Regions from separate parts of the Homo sapiens genome. Here region 2 is linked to region 1. Evidence: chromatin loops called from intact Hi-C (ENCODE). Cell type or tissue: PC-9. All regions are shown on one strand. Links, peaks and the distances in the headings refer to the core of each region. The heading gives the core; the rest is flanking DNA.

Region 1 (10,298 bases), core at 1,045-9,044:
AGTACAGTGGCGCGATCTCGGCTCACTGCAGCCTCTGCCTCCCAGGTTCAAGCAATTCTCCTGCCTTAGCCTCCTGAGTAGCTGGAATTATAGGCATGTGTTACCATGCCCAGCTAATTTTTTTTTTTTTTTTTTTTTTGAGACAGGGTCTCACTCTGTCGCCCAGGCTAGAGTGTAATGGCACAATCTCGGCTCACTGCAAGCTCTGCCTCCTGGGTTCATGCCATTCTCCTGCCTCAGCCTCCCAAGTAGCTGGGACTACAGGCACCCACCACCATGCCCAGCTAATTTTTTTTGTATTTTTAGTAGAGACAGGGTTTCACTATGTTAGCCAGGATGGTCTCGATCTCCTGACCTCATGATCTGCCTGCCTTGGCCTCCCAAAGTGCTGGGATTACAGGCATGAGCCACCGCACCCGGCCACACCCAGCTAATTTTTGTATTTTTTGTAGAGAGGGGGTTTCACCATATAGGCAAGTCAGGTCTTGAACTCCTGACCTCAGGTGATCTGCCCACCTCGGCCTCCCAAAGTGCTGGGATTATAGGCGTGAGCCACCACGCCCAGCCTTAAACAGTTTTTTGAAAGATAATTTATAGGCCGGGTGCAGTGTCTCATTCCTGTAAACCCAGCACTTTGGGAGGCCGAGGCGGGCGGATCACCTGAAGTCAGGAGCCATGGCGAAACCCCGTCTGTACTAAAAATACAAAAAATTAGCCGAGCATGGTGGCAGGTACCTGTAATCCCAGCTACTCAGGAGGATGAGGCAGGAGAATCGCTTGAACCCAGGAGGCGGAGGTTGCAGTGAGCCGAGATCGTGCCACTGCACTCCATTCTGGGCGACAAAAGTGAAACTCCTTCTCAAAAAAAAAAAAGGAAATTTATATTCAAGTTCTTATTCTTTCAATTACTTATAAATTAAATGGCTTATGGGTTGACTGTTTTCTTATTTATTTATTTATTTTAAGATGGAGTTGCGCTCTGTCACCCAGGCTGGAGTGCAGTGGCATGATCTCAGCTCACTGCAACCTCTGCCTGCTGGGTTCAAGCAATTCTCCTGCCTCAGCCTCCTGAGTAGCTGGGACTACGGGCATGTGCCACAATGCCCGGCTAATTTTTTGTTTTTTTAGCAGAGATGGAGTTTCACCATGCTGGCCAGGCTGGTCTCGAACTCCTGACCTTGTGATCTTCCCGCCTCGGCCTCCCAAAGTGCTGGGATTACAGGCATGAGCTACAGCGCCCGGCCTATTGTTTTCTTTTTCTTTGTTTTATTTATTTTTTGGATGTGCGGTCTTTATTCTTTCCAATAAAAGTTTTAAAAAAAATGCTTTTCATAAGATTTCCTTTAAATGAGTATATTTCCTTTAAATGAGTGTAGTCAGCTGGATTTTTTTTTTTCATGGAGGTACTAAGTGTCCCATTTCGCTGATGACCAGCATGGTTACTGAAAGCCCTTTGGACCCTAGCAGAATATGCCACCCTGAAATATGCCACTTTGGCATAAGGATTATTTTGAGCTGAAGGCAATTGAAAAGAAACAGATAAATCTGTCTGCCCTTCCTAAAAACAGGACATAAATGCACAGAAGAGTTCCATCTTCCCTCTCTTACAGGAAGACAAAAGTTAATCACCACAGACAACTTTAGACCATTATCAGCGTACATAACAAATTTTACTAGCTATCTTTTATCTCCAGTTAGTTTCAATATTTGCTGCCTTTAGAGACTTAGGGTCCTTTTCCTTTGTCTTGTTACTTCTCTAAAAATTTACTGTACCTTCGGGACGATAAGCTCAAATCTTTTTTTTTTGAGACAGAATCTGGCTCTACCGCCCGGGCTGGAGTGCAGTGGCGCAATCTTGGCTTACTGCGACCTTCACCTCCCAGGTTCAAGCGATTCTCCTGACTCAGCCTCCTGAGTAGCTGGGAGCTGCGAATACAGGCACGTGCCACCATACCTGGCTAATTTTTGTATTTTTAGTAGAGACAGAGTTTCATCATGTTGGCCAGACTGGTCTCAAACTTCTGACCTCAAGTGATCCTCCTACGTCGGCTTCCCTAAGTGCTGGGATTATGAGTGTGAACACCTGTGCCCAGCTCCAAATCTAACCAAACTTTTGAGTTACTAATCTCTGGACTCCCCTGTGTTGTTACATGCACTATGCACAATTAATAAACTCTTTCTCTTGTTAATCCATCTTTTGTCAGTCCGATTTACAGGGCTCCAGCCAAGAAACCTAAGAGGGTGGCAGGAAAAGGAGTTTTTCTTCCCTTATACCTTAAAGCTACCTATTTCACAATGTGTGTTTGTAATAGTGTCTTAAAACCTTACTGTAACTAGAGTAGGTGTAGCACTAGGATATAAAGTTTTTATTTTTATTTTAATTAATTAATTTATTTTTTAAGATGGGGTCTCAGTCCATCATCCAGGCTGGAGTGCAGTGGCGCGATCTGGGCTCACTGCAAGCTCTGCCTCCTGGGTTCACGCCATTCTCCTGCCTCAGCCTCCCAAGTAGCTGGGACTACAGGCACCCGCCACCACGCCTGGCTGACTTTGTATTTTTAGTAGAGATGGGGTTTCACCATGTTAGCCAGGATGGTCTCGATCTCCTGACCTCATGATCTGCCCACCTCAGCCTCCCAAAGCGCTGGGATTACAGGCGTGAGCCACCACACCTGGCCTAAAGTTTTTAAATGATTGATATGAGATTAAATTGTCATTGTTTTGGTGAAAATTTGACTCTGCTAAGTGTCTATTTGCAATAGGAAATGTTTTCTATTTTAAAATATAGCTTCTTGTTTTTTCAGTGTTAATATTTAAGTACATTTTATTTATTTTTAATATTTTACTTTTTGTGAAACAGGGTCTCACTTTGTCATCCAGGCCGGATTGCAGTGGCATGATCACAATTCACTGCAGCCTTGACCTCCCTGGGCTCAGGTGATCCTCTCACTTCAGCCCCCCAAGTAGCTGGGGCTACAGGTGGGCACTACCATGCCCAGCTAATTTTTTTTGCATTTTTTGTAGAGACGGAGTTTCACCATGTTGCCCAGGCTGGTCTTGAACTCACGGGCTCAAGAGATCTGCGTGCCTTGGCCTCCTAAAGTGTTAGAATTACAGGCGTGAGCCACCACGCCTGGCTAAGTGCATTTTAAAATGCAGTAACTGGCCGGGTGTGGTGACTCACTGCCTGTAATCCCAGCACTTCGGGAGGCAGAGGCAGGCAGATCACGAGGTCAGGAGATCGAGACCATCCTTGCTAACATGGTGAAACCCCGTCTCTACTAAAAATACAAAAAATTAGCCTGGCATGGTGGCGGGCGCCTGTAGTCCCGGCTGCTGGGGAGGCTGAGGCAGGAGAATGGCATGAACCCAGGAGGCAGAGCTTGCAGTGAGCTGAGATCACGGCACTGCACTCCAGCCTGGAGGACAGAGCAAGACTCCGTCTCAAAAAAATGAAAAAGAAAAAATGCAGTAACTGATTGGTTTCTCTCTGAAATATGTGCAAAATCAAACTTTTTTTTTTTTCTGAGACAGAGTCTTGCTCTGTCGCCCAGGCTGGAGTGCAGTGGCGGGATCTCAGCTCACTACAACCTCCGTCTCCCGGGTTCAAGCCAGTCTCCTGCCTCAGCCTCCCGAGTACCTGGGATTACAGGCATGCACCACCACACCAAGCTAATCTTTATATTTTTAGTCGAGATGTGTTTTACCATGTTGGCCAGGCTGGTCTTGAACTCCTGACCTAGTGATCCACCCAGCTTCCCAAAGTGCTGTGATTACAAGTGTGAGCCACCACGCCCAGCCTCAAACTGTTTGTTTTAAACATCCAATCTAAGAAAGATTTTATATAATTGTTGCCAGTTAAATATCAAATTATACTATAGCATTCAAGAGAAAAAATGCTTCATTTGAACATTTTTTCTAACTGTGTTTTATTTTTTTGTTTTTTTTTTTGAGACAGAGTTTTCATTCTGTCACCCAGGTTGGAGTACAGTGCCGCTATCATTGCTTACTGCAGCCTTGACCTCCCAGGCTCAAGCAATCCTCTCACCTTAACCTCCTGAGTAGCTACGACCAGAGTTGCACACCATCACACCTGACTAATTTCTGTATTTTTTGCAGAGATGGGGTTTTCCATGTTGCCCAGGCTGCCGTTAACTCTTAATTTGTAGTCCTATAGAAAAAAGCAAGAAAGAGAAACTTCCATTATGTTACTTCTGTTCAATGAAGCCAGTGACTAGAAATATGAAAAGGCAGGCATTAAAACACTAGTTGTATATGTTTATAAATAATTTTACATAGCCTAATATGTAAGGAAACAGTGGAAAAATGTGAAAATAATAGATCAGGTCGGGTGTGGTGGTTCATGCCTGTAATCCCAGGCGTGAATTTGGGAAGCTGAGGTGAGCAGATCACTTGAGGTCAGGAGTTCAAGACCGGCCTGGCCAACAAGGTGAAACCCCGTCTCTACTAAAAATACAAAAATTAGCTGGGCATGGTGGCGAGTGACTGTAATCCCAGCTACTCAAGAGGCTGAGGCAGGACAGTCGCTTGAGCCCAGGAGGCAGAGGTTGCAGTGTGCCAAGATCGCATCACTGCACTCCAGCCTGGGTGACAGAGTGAGACTTTATCTAAAAAAAAAAAAAAAAAATCAAGTGGCTGGGCACAGTGGTTTATGCCTGTAATCCCAGTGCTTTGGGAGGCTGGGGCAGGAGGATCCCTTGAGCCTAGGAATTCGAGGTTGCAGCGAGCTATGATTGTGCCACTGTGCTCCAGCCTGGGCGTCAGAGTGAGACCTTATCTCTAAACAGATTAAGAGAGACATCAGGTGGGGGGCGGCGACGGATAGCATTAGGAGATATACCTAATATAAATGACGAGTTAATGGGTACAGCACACCAAAATGGCACATGTATACATATGTAACCTGCACGTTGTGCACATGTACCCTAGAACTTTAATTAAAAGATCAGGAATTATGAACTGTTTATAGTAATTTTGCTATAATTTGTCATCTTTCAGTTAAAGAATTTTGTTATCCAAAGGAGAACATTTTGTTATTAAAAAGCATTGTTTTTCTACAATTGCCAATACATCCAAACAGGTAAAACTAATTAAGAGTGTTTTGTTGTTTCAGAACACCGAAAAGCTTTGGAGGATTTCACTCTTGATAATATTCTTTCTCATATTTATTATTTTCGCTGTCGTGACTACACAGAGTTACTGGCACAAGTTTATCTTCTTCCAGATTTCCTTTCAGAACACTCAAAGGTATGAGTCAGACTACTGAAATGTAACTAACCAAGTATTTTTTGAGGTGTTTGATAAGCATGAAAAAATAACCAGTACAGTAGCATAAAATCAAAGTCAAAGCCAATTGAGAAAATCTCTTCCTTCCTTGACCTACAATTTATTTATATTTATATTTGTTTTGTGTATGTATATGTATATATAGTTTATGCTCAGAGTAAGAAATTGAAATAATATAGAAGTTTCATTTCCAGTAATAGTGGAATAGCTCCTATCAAACCACATTGTATAGAAAGGTATGAAATGAAAAATAAAAACTTCCTTGTGCTACTGTTTTCTAGTGCCTCTCCCCAAAGGTGATCACTATTGGCCAGGTGCAGTGGCTCATACTTGTAATCCCAGCACTTAGGGAGGCCATGGTGGGAGGATCATTTGAGCCCAGTAGTTCAAAACCAGCCTGGGCAACATAGTAAGACATTGTCCCCACCAAAAAAAAAATTAGCCGTGTGTGGTGTAGCTGTAGTCTCAGCTACCAAGGGCTGGGTGGAGCAGGCCTGAGGTGGGAGGATTGCTTGAGCCCAGCAGTTCAAGGCTACATTGAGCTACCGTGCCATCATGTATCACCTTTTTTTTTTTTTTTTTTTTTTTTTTTGGGTAGAAATGGAGTCAACTCCTGGGGTTAAGCGATTCTCCCACCTCAGCCTCCCAGAGTGCTGGGATTATAGGCATGAGCCACTGTGCCTGGCCCTTTAATTTTGGTAAACATTATCAGTGACAAAGATTCTCCTTGACTGAACTTGGCCCCATCCTGTCTTTGGCCTACCCAGTCCAGTCTTAGCAAAGAATCCTGCTGTCAGTTCAGAGAGATTCTCTCACATTTGATAGTCTGAGCACCTTTGATACCTGATCACGTTCCTCATTCCCCACCTTTGATATTTAAATCCTTGGCTTGCCTTTATTTATTTATTTTTTATTTTTTAATTTGATGGAGTCTGGCTCTGTCGCCCAGGCTGGAGTGCATTGGCGTGATCTTGGTTCACTGCAACCTCTGCTTCCCGGGTTAAGGCAATTCTCCTGCCTCAGCCTCCCAAGTAGCTGGGACTACAGGCATGCGCCACAACGCCTGGCTAATTTTTTTTTTTTTTTATATTTTTGGTAGAAACAGGGTTTTGCATGTTGGCCAGGCTGCTCACCTGGCTGGCCTGCCATTAGTAAGAATCCTGTTCGGTCAGTTTAGCAAGAATTTCCCTACCCTTGATGTCTCACTGTTAGTAATTGTTCATCCACTGACCCCTTCACCTTGCTCTTGGTTGTGAATCCCCAGTTGTCCTTGTATTCTGATTTGAACCCAGTCTCTCTCCCCTATTGTGATACCCCTATTAGAATAGTCTTGAATACAGTCTCCTTACTGTTTTAAGAAGTGTTAGAATAATTTTTTCTTGAACACATATCGCCCTTCAGAAAGACTGCACCAATTTCTACTCTTACTGACAATATATGAGAATGCCTATTACCCATCATCCTGACCTTTTGAATATTTTTGCCAAGATTCTGCATGGAAAATGCCATCTCTTTGTTATTTTATTTATTTTAATTAATTAATTAATTTTTTTTTTGAGTCGCCCAGTCTGACTAACATGGCAAAACCCCGTCTCTACCTAAAAATACAAAAATTAGCCTGGTGTGTTGGCATGCACCTGTGATCCCAGCTACTTGGGAGGCTGAGACAGGAGAATCGCTTGAACCTGGGAAGCAGAGGTTGCAGTGTGCTGAGATCGTGACACTGCACTCCAGCCTGGGAGACAGAGAGACTCTGTCTCAAAATTAATAAATAAAAATTAAATAAATAAATACAATAGAAATTAATTTTCTTAGAGTTCTGGAGCCTAAAAGTTCAAGATCAAAGTTCTAGCTGATTCAGTTTCTGGCAAGGGCTTTCTTCCTGGCTTGCAGACAGCCATCTTTTCTCTGTGTCCTCATATGATAGGGAGGAAAAGAAGGAGAGAGTGAATTCCCTGGTGTTTTTTCTTTTTTTTGGGGGGGGGGTGGAGTTTCGCTTTTGTCACCCAGGCTGGAGTGCAATGGCGTGATCTCAGCTCACTACAACCTCCACCTCCCGGATTCAAGCGATTCTCCTGCCTCAGCCTCCAGAGTAGCTGGGACTACAGGCGCATGCCACCACGCCTGGCTAATTTTTGTATTTTTAGTAGAGACAGGGTTTCCCCATGTTGGCCAAGATGTTCTCGATCTCCTGATCTTGTGATCCGCCCACCTCGGCCTCCCAAAGTGCTGGGATTACAGGCGTGAGCCACCGTGCCTGACCCCTAATATTTCTTCTTACAAGGACGCTAATCATCTTAGATTAGGGTCCCATCTTTATGAACTTATTTGATTACTTCCTTAGAAGTCCTTTCTCCACATACATTCACATTGGGGTTTAGGGATTCAACATACGAATTTTAAGGGGACATAATTGAGTTCCCAGAAGTTTGCCCCTGGCCCCTTGCCCCCCTACCCCCTACCTGCCCGCCAAATTCATGTTTTTCTTGTATCCATTCCATCCACACAGCCCCAAACGTCTTAACCGGTTCCATCATCAACTCTAAAAGTCCCAGGCTTCATCTAAATATTATCTAAATCAGAGATTGGTGAGACTCAAGTTATAATTCATCCTGAAGTGAAATTCCCTTCCAGCTGTGAACGTTTGAAATCAGGCAAGTTATATGCTTTCAAAATACAATAGTAGGAAATGCATAGGATGAACATTCCCAAAAGGATTATGGGTGCCTAGCAAGGCAAATTTCATTGGACCATAAGGCTCAAGAATAATCCTTTGCTGGCCAGGCACGGTGGCTCATGCCTGTAATCCCAGCACTTTGGGAGGCTGAGGCAGGCAGATCACGAAGTCAGGAGTTTGAGACCACCCTGGCCAATATGGTGAAACCCTGTCTCTACTAAAAATACAAAAATTAGCCGGGCATGGTGGTGCGTGCCTGTAGTCCCAGCTACTAGGGAGGCTGAGGCAGAAGAATCACTTCAACGCAGGAGGCAGAGGAGATTGCAGTGACATGAGATCATGCCACTGCACTCCAGCCTGAGTGACAGAGTGAGACTCCATCTCAAAAAAATAATAATAATTAAAAAAAGAATGATCCTTTGCTTTGATGCTCTGCCTTCCAGGCCCACTGCAGTAGCAGAATCACCCTACTGCTCTGTGGGGTGGCCCTGCCCCTTCCTCTCTCTGCAAGGGCCCCACCCTCTGAAACCAAGGACGACATAGCATTGCCCCCTGGGCTTATGGTAAGAGTGACAGCTCTGAGGATCTGTGATCCCCTTTGGCACCATTCTTTCCTTTTCTTGAGGAATAGGGCACATTCACAGTCAAGTAGCTCATGGTTTTCTCTTGTGGAATCAAGGAAGTCCAACAGCCTTCGTTCATTCTTTCCCACTTACTCTGTCCTCTTTACTTCAAACTAGCAGTGTTTCTGCTGTTATAATCCCTTATCTATCACTGGCTTCTGCTGAGATGGCTGATTAACATCATGGATAATCTATTTATAGAGTCATTGTTCAACCGTACCTTTGGTCTTCTCTCTAGAGCAAGCTTTCTTATTTTTAGCAATATGGATAGGCTGAGAATTTTCTACATCTCTAAGTTCTGGTTCCTTCTTGCTGAACAATTCCTTCTTCAATTCATCTGTCTCCTCTTTCATTTTTACTATAAGTGGTCTAGGAGAAACCAAGCCACTTCCTCTACACTTTGCTTAGAAATCTCCTGAGATAAATAGCCAATTTCATTTCTCACAAGTTTTACCTTCCATAAAATACTAGAACACAGCCAAGTTCTTTGCCACTTTATACTAAGCACCAGCTTTCCTTCAGTTTCCAGTAACTTGTTCCTCATTTCTGTATAAATCCTCACCAGAATAGCCGGGCATGGTGGCTCACACCTGTAATCCCAGCACTTTGGGAGGCTGAGGTGGGCGGATTGCCTGAGGTCAGGAGTTCAAGACCAGTCTGGCCAACATGGTGAAACCCCGTCTCTACTAAAAATACAAAAAAATTAGCTGGGTGTGGTGGCGTGTGCCTGTTAATCCCAGCTACTAGGGAGTCTGAGGCGGGAGAATTGCTTGAACCAGGGAGGTGGAGGTTGCAGTGAGCCAAGAACGCACCACTGCACTCCAGCCTGGGCAACAGAGCGAGACTCCATCTGAAAAAAAAAAAAAGCCTCACCAGAATTGCCCTTAATGTCCATATTTTCAGTATGTGCCTCAAAACTGTTCCAGCCTTTGCTTATTACCCAATTTGAAAATCACTTCCACATTTTAGGTATTTGTTATAGTAGTACCTTGCTTCTCTCACTACCTAACCCACCATACCTCATTTCTTGATACTAAAATTTGTTGTGGTCACCTCAGGCTGCCATAACAAAAATACTATAGTCTGAGTGGCTTGAACAACAGAAATTTTATTTTCTTACAGTTCTGGAGACTAGAAGCTCAAGATAAGGTTCTGGCTGATTGGTCTCTGGTGAGAGCTCTCTCCCTGGCATGTAGATGGCCACCTTCTTGCTGTGTCCTCATGGGGAGGAAGGAGGAAGAGTGAGCTCTTTGGTGTCTTTTCTTCAAGGACACTAATCCTCTCAAATCAGGATGTCATTCTCATGACCTAATTTTACGTTAATTACTACCTTAGAGGCCCTCTCTCCAAATACAGTCACACTGGGAGATAGGGCTTCAATTTACGAATATTGGGGGGACACAGCAGTGGTCATGTGTGGAGTCATGAAAAATCGAATCAACCTGTGCACATATTCCCAGCTGACGTTGAACAAGGTCATGTTCTGCCTTTTTATTTCAGCTCTCTACTGTAAACAAGTGTCCTTTTCACAGTCTTTATAATGCCACTTTTTTTTGCATTTTTGTGCTTTTTATTAGTGTTCACCTGTTCTTCATCACTTCAACCAGTTTCATTTTCTTATAATTATCGGAAATTACCTTATTTGTGTGTTTGTTTGCATATTAATGGTCCCTTACTCCACTAAAACATAA
Region 2 (10,298 bases), core at 1,254-9,253, 120 kb before region 1:
GATCTCGGCTCACTGCAGCCTCCGCCTCTGGGGTCCCAGTGATTCTCCTGCCTCAGCTTCCCAAGTAGCTGGGATCACAGGTGTGTGCCACCACACCTGTCTACTTTTTGTATTTTTAGTAGAGATGGGGTTTCACCATGTTGGCATGGCTGGTCTCAAACTCCTGACCTCAAGTGATCCTCCCACCTCGGCCTCCCAAAGTGCTGGGATTATAGGTGTGAGCCACCGCGACCGGCCTGCAAATTTATTTCTTTAGCATCTCTGCTCCACCCCTTTTTTCCTGCTTATTTCACAATATTCAGGACCTGATTACTATGTGGCCAAACAAATGGCTCACTTCAGTCTTTTTTTTTTTTTTTTTGAGACATGGTTTCATTCAGTCCACCCAGGCTAGAGTACAGTGGCGCAATGACAGCTCACTGCAGCCTTGAACTGCTGGGCTCAAGCGATCCTCCTGCCTCAGCCTCCCGAATAGCTGAGACTACAGGTGCACACTATCATGCCTGACTAATTTTTATTTTTTTTAGACAGGGTCTCACTCTGTCCCCCAGGCTGGAGTGCAGTGGCCTGATCATGGCTCACTGCAGCCTCAACCTCCCCAGACTCAGGTGATCCTCCCACTTCAGCCTCCCAAGTAGCTGGGACTAGAGGCATGCAGCATATCCAGCTAACTTTTGTATCTTTTGTAGAGATGGGGTCTTGCCATGTTGCCAAGGCTGGTCTCAAACTCCTGGACTCAAGCAATCTGCCCACCTTGGCCTCCCAAAGGGCTGGGATTACAGGAGTGAGCCACTGCACTCAGCTGATTTTTACATTTTTTTGTAGGCAGGGTCATACTATGGTGCCCAGCCTGGTCTTGAACTCCTGGCTTTAAGCGATCCTCCAGCTTCAGCCTCCCAATGTACTGGAATTATAGGTGTGAGCCACTACACCCAACCTTCAGTGATCTCTTGGCAGAGATTTTGTGACTAATTTCCTCGGACACTGCTTTTTGCCACACACTTCCCTTCCTGTGCACTTAACAGCTGCTCCTCTTTACCTCTCATCAAACTGAATTCGTCCTGGCCTCCGGCAGACATTCCCCACTTTCCTGCCTAGGCCTGCTTCTCCAGCTCAGCCAGTATGGTTAATATGACTGTTCTTCCAGCCCTCAAGTCCGAGAAAGAATAAGTTGATCTTATGAATGGTTCATATGCCATGATTAAATACAATAGGTCAAAAGACCTTACATTTTATCACTATTGTATTCATATATTGTATCATTCTCAATTGCTGTCTATATTCTTTAAATGATTGCAATCCCATGTCAATGACAATAAAAAAATTTTGGTTTCTTAGTCTGGCTGCGCTATGGCCTAGAGTGTGTTAAAGCCCTGAAGCAAGGCTGTAACTGCAGTGGAAACGCATATAGATCCTGCTGAGGTGCAGTTGTCAGGCACAAACACATCACTTCCACTGAGCTGGGTGCTGAGTTTGGCCCTTAGAGGATATTCCAGGTGAAGATACTCTCATAGCAACCCTGCCCTTGCTTTTCCTACTCCTAACTGACCTCAGTCGCCTGCTGGGGAAGGAGCTTTGCCCTAGTTTTGTTTAGCAAACTATGCCAGAAACTCATGTGCCAAAGCTGAATCTGACACTTTTCTGTACTCTCCCAATCTCCAGGATACACAATTCATTGAGTTGAACTGACTTTTTAAAAAGTATCAGACAGGAGGAAAGATTATTTTATTCATGTCAGTGACATGAAGGCACATGCTCCAGCCAAAAAGAACTACTATAGCTATTATTTTGGTGTCATAACACATAACAATAACTCAGTTCTATCTTATTAGATCTTTGGGTTCAACTTGGCTTTCCAGGCAGTATTACTTACACTGTAAGATTTCTCTACAGCCACCAATGTGTCAGAACTTGCTTGGAAGGCTTCACTATGCTCTGGTTGCTCCTTTTGTCTGGGAGATGGGTGCCTGATACCTAATGATTGTAACACAGTCAGGGTCAAAGTCATTCAGTGATATTCAGACAACATGGAAGAGGATAAAGGTGGCATGAAAGAAGAGATGTATACATATTCTGCCAAGAGTGGCCATGTCCCATACGTTAGGTTCAGTCCAGAGAGTAGAGACTGTTAGTTTAGCCTGACCCCAAAATGCAGCCCTGGATCATCTGCCCACCCATTCGAGAGTGATGCTTGACAAGAAACAGATTCTAAATACAAATAATACCCAAGCCAATAGATTTTCTGCCTAAGACAAATGACAAGTTTAGATGTATCTTTCTTTAACTTATAAACAACTGTGAAACAATATCCATGCCCTGATTATAAGCAAATTATCAACTGAAAATATACAGCCTTCATTTTTTTTAACCTGTAAATCTATAAACCGATGACAATAAATGTCATGTGTCTCTAGGTTCCTCCAGCATAGACTCTCTGGAAAAATTTAATGCCAGCTTAGAATACATTCTAAATAAATTCTGGGAGAATTTAATTTCAGCTTAGAATACAATGCAGAGACATGGGCAGTAGGCAGTGATGGCCTACCTCTATCCCCAGGTAAAGAAGGATCGATTCCTCGCCAAAACCAGGGTCAGTATTTGATTATTTTACTTCCTTTGGACAAAGGGACCTGTTTCAGTAATATAAAAACTGATCAGTGTCTGGATCTGTTTGCCTGTGGGAAATGCAATGAGATATAGGGCTATACTGTCTTCCCCTGGAATTCAAGGTTTCCAGAAAAGTAGGAAAGGAGAGAGGACCAAACCAAAAAAAATATGCTGGAAAGTTTACTTTTTTGAGAGCTGATAACTTTTTTTTACTTTTATTTTTATTTTGAGACAGGGTCTCACTGTCACCCAAGCTGGAGTGCAGTTTCATGATCACAGCTCACTGCAACCTCCACCTCTCAGGTCCAAGTGATCCTCCCACCTCAGCCTCCTGGGTACCTGGAACTAGAGGCGTGTGCCACCACGCCCAGCTAATGTTTTTTTTTTTTTTTTTTTTTTTTTTGTAGAGACCAGGTTTCATCATGTTGACCAGGCTGGTCCCAAATTCCTGGGCTCAGGTGATCCGCTCGCCTCACCTCCCAAAGTGCTGGAATTACAGGCTGAGCCACCTCGCCCGACTGATACTTGATTGAGTTCACCTATCCTGATTCCCGCAAGTGAACTTACTGGTGAAGCTTCCAAGCCTGGGCTGTCTGCCATGCTGGTCACTGTCACAGTCATTGTTGCCCGTCTTGTCAAACTTGCCATTTCCTCTGGGCTCATCATTTTCCCTATGATACTCAATAACTCGCTGCCAATCCGTGTTTTCTGGGCTCCTAATGGGGGGCTGCAGCAGGGCGTCGGGCTCATTTTCAGCCTCGCTCTCTAAAGTCAGACTACTCTGAGGATGCCAAGGAGGTACTGTGAGCTGTCCAGTAGCTGCTTTCTTTGCCATTTCTTTCACCTCCACTGTGCATAAGAGAAAGCAGCATTTAAAACATCACTGTAAACACTGGAAACACAGGCTTTCATCTAAAAGAAATACATAATACTATTATAACTCATAGTGTAACAATTGCCTTTTTACAGTTGCATCATCCTTAGCTTGCCCTGTTTGGCTTGAATGGGAGGTCAGGGGAGAATTGATGACAGAGAGAGAGAAGGGAATTTCAGTCAGTTATCCCAAACAACAGCCCTTGTTGCTTACTTCCAGGGTGAAAGGCAGCAAACAACTTACAGATAGACCCTCTTCCTGTGAAGTTTTAACAGGAAAAATGACATCTATAGTTCTTAGTGTGTAATAATAGAAAGTATTCTATTTGAGTTTGTCTAGTCTTTCCAGACTACACTGAGCTCATATTTTTGGAATGCATACATATATGCATGTTTTCATTTCAAATGTTGTCAAACACTTCTGCTAATGTCACTTACGACTAGTATTAAAAATAGACATTATATCCTTTAAGCCTGTAAGAGAAAACTGATACAAAGAATAATGCCCACAGGATATGAGAGTGACACTGCATACTCTCCACTTTTATAATGTTATATAGTAAATATCTATGTAGCAGTTCCTCAAATAATGTCATTTTATTCAACATTGTTTCATTGTAACTCTGATGAGAAAAAAAAAAAACAATCAATTCCCAGCTGGGGCCACTGTCTGTGTGGCACTTGCATGTTCTCCCCGCATCTGCATGGGTTTTTTCCAGGTAGTCCGGTTTCCTCCCACATCCTAAATATGTGCACGTTAGGTGAACTAGTGTGTTGAAGTTGCCCCAGTCTGTGTGAGTGGGAGTGTGTGAGTACACTCTGCAATGGAATGGTGTCTGTCTAGGGCTGGTTCCCTCCTTGTACCCTGAGTTGCCAGGATAGGTTCCAGCCACCTGTGACCCTGAACTAGAATAAACAGGTAATTACTTATCTTACTTGTTTTTATTAATCTCTCTTAAATGTGTACATAGCTCACATTTATTTCAATGTTTAATATTAGAAGTGTCTTGGTCTTTATTTAGAAGTATGGTGATGTATTTGTGACCAGAAATATGCTATAGGAACTTAACTCTTGCTTACATCAATTAGCCCATGGTAAAATTGGTTTTGTTATACATCGTTTTGCTTAAAGTCGTAGTTTGCTTAAAGTCATTGTCATTTCCTATTAACAGAATAAGGTGAGGACTTATTGTATTGTGCACTGTTTTGTTACATTTCTTATACAATATACATTTATATATTAGAAATATTTCCTATAAAGTCTAGAAATTAAAAAAAAAGCATTTCCCTTCTGAAGTCTGTAGTCAGAAGGGCCCTGCTTTTAAAATGAAATATAATAAAAGAAAAAAATTCAGAAGGACATTGCTATGGTTCTAAATGTGCAACACAGGTTGTGTACTTAGAAATATCAACCACATTAGAAATATACTTTAAATTTCATTTTGTCTAATAAAACCCATGACTTTATACTCACTTTTCCATTTTAAGTGTACCTTTCCATCATCTTTATTTCTGGACTCTGCATTATAGATTTCAGAAGAAACAGGTTCCACACTCATCCTGAATTGCACGGGTTTTTTGGAGGTAGGGGGAGCGGGGTGGACACAAACACATCAGTTTGCTCAAGTTCTTGACAGAACCAAAAGCCCACCAGCCCATCCAGAGGACCTGTTCCCTACTCCCTAAGCCATTCCTAGAGTTGCACTGACCCCTTTGCACCAGCAGAGGGTGCCAGAACCCACCCCCACCCCCGCTCCACCACCAGTTTCCAGCCCACAAGGATCCTTACCTGGTAGAGTCCCAGTGACAGCTGGGTGATGCAGAAGGTCCCTGCCGGTGGCTTGACAGAGTGAAGAGTGCACTATTAAACTGTGTGGCTTTGGCTTGGGCAGTGGACTCTCTAGGTCTTCCCTGGCTAAGAAATGAAAGGACTGAGCTATAAGATCTCTAAGAGTATTTTTAGTTTCTAAGTTTAGATTTCATGATTATAAAAGTGCTCTTGGGAGATTTTCAGAGGTAGAAGAAACCCGCAGTTGAAGCGCAGTTTCACAAGACACAATCCCTGGGCTGTTGCAGAGCCTCCCCTGCAAATGCCACAAATCACAGGTGATGGTTCAGGTGAGGGTTCTGCTCCTGCCCGTCCATCAGAATTCTCTGGTAACAGGCCCACCTTCATATCAGTGACAGCACAATAACATTTGTAGTTGTTGAGACAGAGTCTCAGTCTGTCACCCAGGAGTGCAGTGGTACGACCTCAGCTCACTGCAACCTCCGCCTCCTGGGTTCAAGCAATTCTCATGCCTCAGCTTCCCAAGTAGCTGGGATTACACATGCACGCCACCATGCCCGGCTAGTTTTTGTATTTTTAGTAGAAAATTATGTTGCCCAAGCTGGTCTTGAACTCCTTATCTCGAGTGATCCACCCACCTCGGCCTCCCAAAGTGCTAGGATTACAGGTGTGAGCCACCATGCCCGGCCTAACGTTTGTAAAAACAGTCTTAAGGCATCAGAGATCCTGAAGAACATTCAGAGACCTTCAATCTAGTCCCACTGAATTCTAGACCCTGACCTACCACTAGGTTACTATCTGACTTTGGCAAACATCAATCTCTCTAGGCCAAGGCTTCCTCATTTGCAACATAAAGGCGTCTTTTTTTCCTCTAAATATCCCATAACTAGCCAGGATGGTGGCTCAGGTCTGTAGTCTCAGCTACTTGGGAGGCTAAGGCAGGAGGATTACTTGAGCTCAGGAGGTCAAGGCCAGCTTGTACAACATAGTGAAACTCTGTCTCCAGAAAAAAAATAAACAAATAAAGTTTATAAATATCTCATGAACATGTACATTTTATCATCTATTCAATTAACTTTTCAAAAACGCATGAACTGGCTGGGCACGGTAGCTCACACCTGTAATCCCAGCACTTTGGGAGGCCAGGGCAGGCGGAGGCCAGGAGTTGAGGTGAGCCTGGCCAACATGGTGAAAACTCTATACTAAAAAAACAAAAAATTAGCTGGGCATGGTGGTGCATGCCTGTAATACCAACTACTCAGGTGGCTGAGGCATGAGAATTGCTTGAACCCGGGAGGCGGAGGTTGCAGTGAGCTGAGATCACACCACTGCACTCCAGCCTGGGTGACAGAGCGAGACTCTATTTCCAAAGAAAAAAAAGTGTAGGCTGGGTGCAGTGGTTCATGCCTGTAATCCCAGCACTTTGGGAGACCGGGGCAGGTGAATCATGAGGTCAGGAGTTCAAGACCAGCCTGGCCAACATGGTGAAACCCCGTATCTCCTAAAAATACAAAAAATTAGCTGGGCATGGTGGCGGGCGCCTGTAATCCCAGCTACTTGGGAGGCTGAGGCAGGAGAATCTCTTGAACCCGGGAGGCAGAGGTTGCAGTGAGCCAAGATCCACTGCGCTCCAGCTTGGGCAACAGTGCGAGACTCCGTCTCAAAAAAAAAAAAAAAAAAAAGTGTGTGCTCTGTGGCACAGATATGAATTCCCTGTTATCTAGAATGCCCTACTCTCCAGCTGGACCAGAAAGCAGAGAGACTGCTGAATCAGAGAGGGTAGATCTGATCAGCTTCCTTTTTAAAAAAATAAAATTCTTTTGGAGATAGGGTCTGACTCTGTCACTAGGCTGGAGTACAGTGGCACAATCACAGATTACTGCAGGCTCAACTTCCCAGGCTCCAGCGATCCTCCCACCTCAGCCTCCCAAGTAGCTGGGACCACAGGCACCTGCCACCACAGCCAGCTAGTTTTTGTATTTTTGGTAGGGATGAAGTCACACAATGTTTGTTGCCCAGCGTGGTCTCAAACTCCCAGACTTCAAGCGACCCTCACACATTGGCCCCATAAAGTGAACTGAGATTGGCCAGGCGTGGTGGCTCACGCCTGTAATCCCAGCACTTTGGGAGGCCATGGCGGGCAGATCACAAAGTCAAGAGATGGAGACCATCCTGGACAACATGGTGAAATCTTGTCTCTACTAAAAATACAAAAATTAGCCGGGTGTGGTGGTGCACGCCTGTAATCCCAGCTACTCAGGAGTCTGAGACAGGAGAATCGCTTGAACCCAGGAGGCGGAGGTTGCAGTGAGCCGAGTTTGCGCCACTGCACTCCAGCCTGGCGACATAGCAAGACTCTGTGTCAAAAAAAAAAAAAAAAAAAAACCATGAACTGAGATTGCGCCACTGCAAGGAAGCCTGGGCGACAGAGCGAGACCCTGTCTTAAAAAGGAGGGGAAAAGAATCCTTAAAATCTTCAAACCCTTTGACCAAGTAATTCTGCTTCTGAGAATCCATCCTGAGGAAATAATCCAAAATGCAAAAACAAAGCATTATTTACAAGTAACTGTGTCCCTATTCATAACAGAATAAAGAATGAAGCAACCTAAAATTCAACAATAGGTGAAATCCAACTATTTTTGTTGTTGTTGTTGTTGTTGTTGTTGTTGTTGTTGTTTGAGACAGGGTCTTATTCTGTCGCCCAAACTGGAATGCAGTGGCATAATCATGGCACTGCAGCCTTGACCTCCCCAGGATCAGGTGATCCTCCCACCTCAGCCTCCCAAGTAGGAGAGGGTGTGGGTCTACAGCCGCACACCACCATGCCTGGCTAATTTTTTGTAGAGATGGTGTTTTGCCATGTTTCCCAGGGTAGTCTCCAATTCCTGGGCTCAAGTGATCTGCCTGTCTTGGCTTCCGAAAGTGCTGGGATTACAGGTGGGAGCCACCTTGCCCAGCCCAACAATTTCAAAATAAGTTTACAGGGTTTTTTTTTTTTAATAACATAGAGTAATGTTTACATTCTAATGTAAAGTGAAAATCATGACATAAAATTGCTTACACATATCGTAATTGTCACTTTTTTTTTAAGCACACAAAAAGACTAGAGGAACAGGTGGAAAAATGTCAAACTTTTTTTTGGTCTGTTCTTTGTACTTCTGAGGGAAGAGGGTGCCGAGCAGGGGAGGCCACAACAACTATGGGTTTTTCTTTGTCATCTAATGGCTATGTCATCCCATTTGCTTCTATCAGTGGTGTGAGTGCCAAACACTCTGATGCCAGCTAGGTAGTTCTTCATTATTCCCTTCATAGGAATAAAATCCACTGATCTAAAATGTCTGGCTGGGCGCGGTGGCTCACGCCTGTAATCCCAACACTTTGGGAGGCCAAGGTGGGTGGATCACCTGAGGTCAGGAGTTTGAGACCAGCCTGACCAACATGGAGAAACTCCATCTCTACTAAAAAATACAAAATTAACCAGGCCTGGTGGTGCATGTCTGTAATCCCAGCTACTTGGGAGGATGAGGCAGGAGAATCGCTTGAACCTGGGAGGTGGAGGTTGCAGTGAGCCAATATCGCGCCATTGCACTCCAGCCTGGGGAACAAGGGCGAAACTCCATTTCAAAAATATAAAAAATAAATAAATAAAATGTCTGGACATTTTCCTTCATTTTCCCTTACATACATATTTGCCAACATGAAACAAACAGCAAACTCGTCATTAGTCTCAATCACCACTAGGGCGAGGAATAAAAAGTTTTTTTTTCCAGGAGAACTGACTTCAAAGTTGTGGATTAGTGCTACCATTTATCCACAGGAAAAAAAAAAAACAAAAAAAAACTAAAACTGATATACTAGTCTGTCGTGAAAAACATATATTGGCTGGGAGTGGTGACTTACACCTATAATCCCAGTACTTTGGGAGGCTGAGGTGGGTGGATGACCTGAGGTCAGGAGTTCAAGACCAGCCTGGCCAACATGGTGAAACCCCATCTCTACTAAAAATATAAAAAATTAGCTGGGCATGGTGGTGGGCACCTGTAATCCCAGCTACTCAGGAGGCTGAGACAGGAGGATCGCTTGAACCCAGGAGGTGGAGTTTGCAGTGAGTCGAGATCACGCCACTGCACTCTATCTAGCCTGGGCAACAAGAGTGAAACTCCATCTCAAAAAAAAAAAAGAAAGAAAAAAAAATTATTGCCCTTTTAGTAATTCCCTTACTTATAATACCTAACTAAATTTAAACCAAAAAAAATTTTAATCAATTTTTTAAAAATTGAAAAAAAATTCCCACACACCAAATAAATTTGTTTTACTTAAGTTCGTTCTTTATTTATTTAATTTTTTTTTTTGAGTCAGAATCTCACTCTGTTGCCAAGGCTGGAGTGCAGTGGTGCCATCTCAGCTCACTGCAACTTCTGCCTCCTGGGTTCGAGTGATTCTTTTTTTTTTTTTTTGAGACGGAGTCTTGCTCTATCGCCCAGGCTGGACTGCAGTGGCGCGATCTCCTCTCACTGCAAGCTCTGCTTCCTGGGTTCACGCCATTTTCCTGCCTCAGCCTCCCGAGTAGCTGGGACTATAGGCGCCCGCCACCACGCCCGGCTAATTTTTTGTATTTTTAGTAGAGACGGGGTGTCACCATGTTAGCCAGGATGGTCTCGATCTCCTGACCTCGTGATCTGCCTGCCTTGGCCTCCCAAAGCGCTGGGATTACAGGTGTGAGCCACCGCACCCAGCTGTTCAAGCTATTATTGAGCTTCCACCTCCCAAGTAGCTGGGATTACAGGTGCCCGCCACCACGCCCGGCTAATTTATGTATTTTTAGTAGAGACGGGGTTTCACCATGTTGGCCAGGCTGCTCTCGAACTCCTGACCTCAAGTGATCCGCCCACCTTGGCCTCCCAAAGTGCTAGGATTACAGGCGTGACCCACCACACTCGGCCTGTTTTACTTAAGTTCTTTAAAACTCAGCATGTGTGTGTGTATGTATGAATATATGTATGTATGTATACACATGCACGAATATATG

Evidence for each region. A loop is a pair of places that touch in the nucleus more often than their neighbours do. Peaks named below come from ENCODE experiments on the same cell type or tissue, not always from the same donor. Only the 100,000 strongest peaks of a DNase experiment are listed, where the experiment ranks them.
Region 2: it touches region 1 in a loop (4-fold over the local background); 38 of 110 quality-filtered maps call a loop at or near these places.

The regions. Positions count from the first base shown.
Region 1 is chr17:58,698,062-58,708,359 of GRCh38, forward strand. RAD51C (RAD51 paralog C) reads left to right here. Exons shown (of 9, transcript NM_058216.3): 4 at 5,135-5,268. Among named protein-coding and RNA genes, the nearest start is that of RAD51C, 11 kb to the left of the region's middle. RefSeq lists silencers at 2,004-2,172, 5,164-5,364 and an enhancer at 9,101-9,150. In PC-9, for the core only: no CTCF peak of the experiment used is centred there; DNase peaks (open chromatin) are centred at 5,280 and 6,490; H3K27ac peaks cover 2,280 bases.
Region 2 is chr17:58,582,627-58,592,924 of GRCh38, forward strand. It overlaps TEX14 (testis expressed 14, intercellular bridge forming factor), which reads right to left. Exons shown (of 32, transcript NM_031272.5): 16 at 5,270-5,395; 17 at 4,955-5,040; 18 at 3,175-3,456; 19 at 1,874-1,974. Among named protein-coding and RNA genes, the nearest start is that of SEPTIN4, 43 kb to the left of the region's middle. RefSeq lists a silencer at 5,178-5,267. In PC-9, for the core only: CTCF peaks have their summits at 5,173 (motif pointing right), 5,376 and 9,145; a DNase peak (open chromatin) is centred at 5,265.